Linked DNA regions of Homo sapiens: region 2 is linked to region 1. The links are chromatin contacts, found by Hi-C or POLR2A ChIA-PET in ENCODE. All regions are on one chromosome and are shown on one strand. Each heading gives the region's core, a stretch centred on a gene start or an enhancer-like site at or near the end of the contact. The rest is flanking DNA. Distances are from core to core; before and after follow the strand shown.

Region 1 (3,021 bases), core at 159-2,658:
GTACTCAGGGCCTTAAGGTCTCCAGACTTGCAAGTGTCACACTTCATTTCTGTCCACCTTCTGTTGGCAAAAACTTAGCTGTATGGTCACACTTTGCGACAAGGGAGGCTGAGAAATGTAATTTGTAGCTGAGCAGGCATGTGCCTTGCTTTACTTTATTACTAATGAAGAAGAGTCAATTTTGTGAACAACCAGCCATCTATGCCACTGGCCACTGTGTTGCTCCATAAAACTTCTGTTTTAGAAGGGTGTGATGTGTGTGTGATGTGTGTGTGTGTGTGTGTGTGTGTGTTTTCATTCAGTCAAAAGGAGAAATATATTCCTCACTGTGGGTTGAGGTTAAAAAAAAAGTTTGAAAGCCATTCAGTGGACTATGTCAAACTAAAATTTTATTATAATTTTTGCTAGTAATTTGTGAAAGGGGCTTTGGAAGAGAATTTTGAATGTTAATTACTGATAGGAATTTTACAGTTATATTTTATTTTCCATTTTATTATTTGATTTGTTAGAAAGGTAGCACATTTAACAAATCAACTATTACTTTTACCTTGCATATTTCCATTAGTACATGCTTTACAAATGGTTTAATTGTACTTTATAAAGAAATAGATGAAATGGTGGCTTTTTTTGGAAAATTTTTTAGCTTTGTGTTCTTATCTACATACTAGTTTTGTTCAATCTTCTGTTGTATTTAAATTATAATTGTTCAATTATCAGCTTATTTAAAAGGATTAAATATGCATTGCAAATCAGTTTGTGGCCTAAAAGAGATTTCTTGGGGACCCAAAATAAATTAGATTAGCAACAAGCAATGAATTTTAATTTTTTAAATGGCCTGTGGTTCTCAACTACTTCAGACTCTTTGTGTTTATTATTTTTGGATCTAGCATTATATTTTACTGGAAAGCACAAGAAAAATGATAAATACCATTGGGAGGCCAAGAGGGGTGGATTGCTTGAGCCTCGGTGTTCAAGACCAGCCTGGGCAACATGGTGAAACCCTGTCAGACAATACAAAAAAAATCAGCCGGGCATGGTGGCATGCGCCTGTAGTCCCAGCTACTTGGAGGCTGAGCGGGGAGGATCACCTGAGCCCAGGAAGTTGATGCCGCAGTGAGCTGTGATCATGCCACTGCACTCTAACCTGATGATGGAATGAGACCCTGTCTCAAAAACAAAAGACAAATACCAGAAGTTGTCAGTTGAATCTAAAAAAAGATTCTCTAGTAAAGATGGCATGGATGTATGACCTTACTATGATTTAGATCTAGACATCTGAAAGTTTGAAAATGGACGTCTAGCTCTGTGTATAAGGGGGAGAAGGACGTTATGTCCACTCATTGAGCCTCTTTTCTAAGCTAGAAATTAAGTCTCTGTGAATGTGCAGACTGCAGAGCAGCTATTATTTCCTGTTTTCTTGATGAGTAATTAACTTGTGACTTGCGCAAAAATCAAAATATGCCATATGATGGTGAGTCAATTTCATTTTCTTTTCTTTTTTTTTTTTTTTTTGAGACAAGATCTCACTCTGTTGCCTAGGCAGGAATGCAGTGGCACAATCATACCTCACTGCAGCCTTGAACTCCCTGGCTCAAGTGATCCTCCTGTATCAGCCTTCCAAGTAGCTGGAACTACAGATGTGTGCCACCACACCTGGCTGATTTTTAAATTTTTTTGTAGAGATGAGATCTTGCTGTGTTTCCCAGGCTGATCTCCTGACCTCAAATGATCCTCCCTCCTCAGCCTCCCAAAGTGTTGGGATTACAGGCGTGAGCCTAGCTCATTTTATTTTCTATTCTTTGAAAAAAGGCGATGGGTTTCTATCTCTAGTGTTAAGGGTCCCTATCAGCTCTGAGATGCTTTTGGTTTGGTTTTTTTGTTTTGTCTTGTTTTAATTTTTGGTAGTTCTCGATGGTTCTAAAGGGTAGTTGATTCATTTTAGTTAGATAAAATGGGCTGCTGAAATAAAATAGGGCACTAAAAGAGGAAATATTGTTACCTAGGAAAATGTTTTGTCTGTTTGCTTTATTTATTTTATTTGATACAGTATCTATTTGGGCCTCTAAAACTCAACTCTGATTCTTTTTTGTAATAATTATTTTAAAGGAGTTTAAAGGCACCAGCTTTTTGGGGGAGTTCAGGGAGTAAAAGGAATCTCTTCAAAGATACAGGCAAAAATAAAACCTTGAAGTAAAACTTAATAAATATATATGTTTGGATTCATTTGTTTTATGGTACCATTTTGAGGGGAAAAAAATGTTTCCAGCTTCGTTATGTAGTCTACTGACTTGTTGGGTATAACCATAAACCTGTTTATAATATCCTGACTAAGGCTTTTTAGAGTTACTATGTTTCCAGGAGTAAATATTTCTCTTCTTTATCACTTCTCTGTGTGTTTATGCATGTGTTTAAAATAGTACCATACGGTGTCTGTCACCTGTTTAAAAGTATCTCACCAGAATCCCACCTCACAATAGCACTTAAATTCTTTTGCTCAGATTTGAGTCACAACATCACACTTAGCTGTAAGGGAGGCAAGAGAATTGTTTTTAACTGGATATGTTGTTGTCTTGAATAAAATTGGGATTTTCTTAAATGGAACAGTGGGGACACTGTTTCTGTTTAGGCACATAACTATACTGATTCTGTGTAGCAAATATACTCTGTATAGGCAAGTACACTAAATAACCCAGTAAGTGAACATCACAAAGGAGCTCAGTGAATGTTCTTGCCACTGAAAGACACTCAATTTGTTGATAGGGGAATCCTCAGTCAATGCCTCGGCTTATTATTAGAACTTGGCCATATTTTTTATGTGTTTGGCACAATGTTTGCAACAAAAATTTCTAATTTTATAACTAGATGGGATGAAAACCAAATAAAATGAATATTTTCTGGAGTGTTTGCTGCATTTTTTAATGTTTAAAATTTTTAATTTCAATTTTTATGGGTACATAGCAGCTGTATATATTTATGGGGTACGTGAGATGTTTTGATACAGGCATGCACTGCAAAACAATC
Region 2 (3,082 bases), core at 407-2,906, 120 kb after region 1:
GAGAATGGCGTGAACCCGGGAGGTGGAGCTTGCAGTGAGTGGAGATCATGCCACTGCACTCCAGCCTGGGTGACAGAGCGAGACTGTGTCTCAAAAAAAGAAATACCAGACATGGAGTCTTTAAAAATATGATGAGAATGCCTTTCATTAAACCAGTATAACAAATGCATTGGATTTTAAGTGTCTGTGATGTACTTAGATAAATAGTGACAACCTATTTTTTGATCAACCTACATAAAAAATAATTTTAAAGCAGTGTGGTCTCAATCTTAGTAGAAGAGTAGAAAGCAAGATAGTTTCTACTTGGAATAAACAAGTGCACAGTGGAAGTGATTAACTCTTACTCTCAATGTTATCGCTGTTTTGACTTAACACTCAGCTCCAATTGGGGCTGATTGTTATCATGTGAGGTCAGGTAGAAAGGGTGTATCACCTTTACCACGATCACTAATTCATTAAAGGTTAACAGTGAAAATGTTAAAAGGGTTTTTATTTACATGGTGAGACCAGTGGAATAAGTATTTATTGATTTTTGTTTCTCTGTACTTTTCAAATTTATTATGAACCCTTTTTAAAGGGAAAAAATGGACAAACAAAAGGTTTCTGGAGGGTAGGAGTACATTGACATTATATACTATAACTTTAAATATATAAAGTACTAAATAAAGATATTTTTCCCCCTTATAGGGCATTATGCTGGTCTATGACATCACAAATGAAAAATCCTTTGACAATATTAAAAATTGGATCAGAAACATTGAAGAGGTATGTGTGGAAAGAGAATGGTGACATTGGAGAAGAGTCCTGCTGGGTGCTTGTAAAAGGCTCCTCTGTCTGCAAGGCAGCTGAGCTGCTTAGAAGCAGGGCATGGGCAGGTTGGGCCCTCTCTCTCTGAAGAGCTCCATAAATCTCTGGTGCTGCCAGTCTGACTACTGGGGGTTAGGGGGACAGAGAAGTAACGTCACAAGATTTTAAGCTTGGGCCAGATATGGGAAATAATTTAATCCTAGATCACATTTTACACATGAATAACTGAGAACAGAAAGAAGTGATTTGCCTGTGCTCATACAGCCTTTAAAAAGAAGAGCCAGGATTAAAACATCTGGTTCCCAGCTTCTATCCCACCATGCTGTTTGGCTAGCAACAATTATCTCTTTACCTTGGCAACTTTTTGCCCTTCTGACATTTTCTCCATCTTAGATATTTGAAGATTGTTTTAATTCCAGGATAATTGGTATTAAGATTTTTTTAATGTCTTTGTCACTTAAGAAAGAAATCTGACTCTGAAATAATTTTGTACACGTTTCTATAAACTTAGATGAATTTCTTTTTAAAATAGTACAGAATCTAGAATACCATCTCCACTGGTTCACTCAGTACCAAGTTTTTGTCCTTCTTTGACCTGAATATTTGGAAATTTTGTCATTAGATCACCATAAGCTTTATTTGTGTTTGTTCCACCTTCTTTCCAAACCTCGGGAAGAAGGTTTGCACAGGCTCTGTGAGGGCTCTTGTACTGTAGCTTTGCCCCTCTTCCCATCTTTAAACTTTTCTCTGAATTAGGCCTTGTGTGAGTAAAAGATTATGTCTTATTAAATTCATGTGTTTCTGACAGGTTGGATTTGTCTATTAAGTAACGGGTTTTTCTCAGGCTGTTTTTATAGCATGCTATTTTCTCCCTGCAGCATGCCTCTTCCGATGTCGAAAGAATGATCCTGGGTAACAAATGTGATATGAATGACAAAAGACAAGTGTCAAAAGAAAGAGGGGAGAAGGTAAATGTGAATGGAATGGATAAAGGTTGGAATCTACTCACATTAAGCATTTCTTTTCTTCATATTATTTAATTATTGATTTTTTTTAAAATCTGTGTTTTAATCCCTTTAAATTGGATATCAACAACAAAGAGATGTAATCCATACTTGAATGGTGTGAATTAGTATTCGAGATCCAGCTCTCTATACTGTGTGGTCATGACTCATTCCTAAAGAATTTGCTAATGTTTTCTGGGAGATACAAATTGGTCCTTTCTCAGATTCCTGCAGCTTAGAGTTCAGGCTGTTTCTTCCAGATCTGTGTGAAAATGCCCAGTTTTGAAGTTAAAGTAAACATTCTTTTTGAAAAAGAAGTTATAGGGATAGGTGAAGTTTCAACAGGAATCATTTTCCAATTCATTTTTTTCCCTAAGAATATTTTACTACACATTAGCGTTAGGTTTTATGGATAAATTCCTTGTAACTGATCAAGCTATGGATGTCATTTATATGTTGTTTATGGGCATGGGCATTTCTCTCTTTTGTGTCCTGTAAAGCAAAGGAATATTTTGTGTACATATTTACTTCTGTGACAGATTCTAAATTGACTTAGAAGCTTCACTTTTTAAGTCTTGGAATTTTGCTTTAGCCTTTAAAAAAATTATATATGCAAAATGCATTTTCTTTTCTTTTTTTTTTTTTTTGAGACAAAGTCTTGCTCTGTCTCCCAGGCTGGAGTGCAGTGGCGTAATCTCAGTTCACTGCAACCTCTGCCTCCTGGCTTCAAGCAATTCTCATGCCTCAGCCTCCAAGAAGGTGGGATTATAGGCATGTGCCACCACACACATATACCCGGCTAATTTTTGTATTTTTAGTAGAGACGCGGTTTTGCCGTGCTGGCCAGGCTGCTCTTGAACTCCCGGCCTCAAGCAATCCACCTGCCTCGGCCTCCCAAAGTGCTGGGATTACAGGTGTGAGGCACCATGCCCAGCCACATTTTGTTTTTCAATCTGACTGTGAACTTTTGCTGCAAACTTTTTTCCCCTAAAAACATTTACTTAATTTTAGCATTGTAAATGAACTAGGAACTTTTTGAGGAATATATAAGAGTTCGCAATTTGTCTCAATCAATAGAAATCAAAGCATGAATACTTTAGTATTTAAGTTTTTGTTCAATTCTGGACTCATTTATTAAAATTAATTAAGGCCTGGCGCAGTGGCTCATACCTGTCATCCCAGCACTTTGGGAGGCCGAGGTGGGTGGATCACGAGGTCAGGAGTTCGAGACCAGCCTGACCAACATGGTGAAACACTGTCTCTACTAAAAA

What was found. A loop is a pair of places that touch in the nucleus more often than their neighbours do. ChIA-PET counts read pairs that join two places held with the same protein, here RNA polymerase II (POLR2A). Pooled maps may share reads with other maps.
Region 2: a loop to region 1 is called in a map of pancreas, with 3 times the contacts of the local background. The contact joins two enhancer-like sites. A Hi-C loop is called at or near these places in 1 of 168 maps with a recorded cell type or tissue (pancreas) and 1 of 50 pooled maps. POLR2A ChIA-PET finds 5 or more read pairs at or near these places in 2 of 52 experiments (AG04450 and activated CD4-positive, alpha-beta T cell).

What each region holds. Positions count from the first base shown.
Region 1 is chr15:63,134,548-63,137,568 of GRCh38, forward strand. The region is part of intron 5 of LACTB (lactamase beta); the gene reads left to right. Among named protein-coding and RNA genes, the nearest start is that of LACTB, 14 kb to the left of the region's middle. Within about 2 kb of position 1,409, at least 4 of the 41 ENCODE cell types and tissues checked have a DNase peak (open chromatin) inside an H3K27ac peak, as active enhancers do.
Region 2 is chr15:63,254,820-63,257,901 of GRCh38, forward strand. It overlaps RAB8B (RAB8B, member RAS oncogene family), which reads left to right. Exons shown (of 8, transcript NM_016530.3): 4 at 688-765; 5 at 1,686-1,775. Among named protein-coding and RNA genes, the nearest start is that of APH1B, 21 kb to the right of the region's middle. Within about 2 kb of position 1,657, at least 2 of the 41 ENCODE cell types and tissues checked have a DNase peak (open chromatin) inside an H3K27ac peak, as active enhancers do.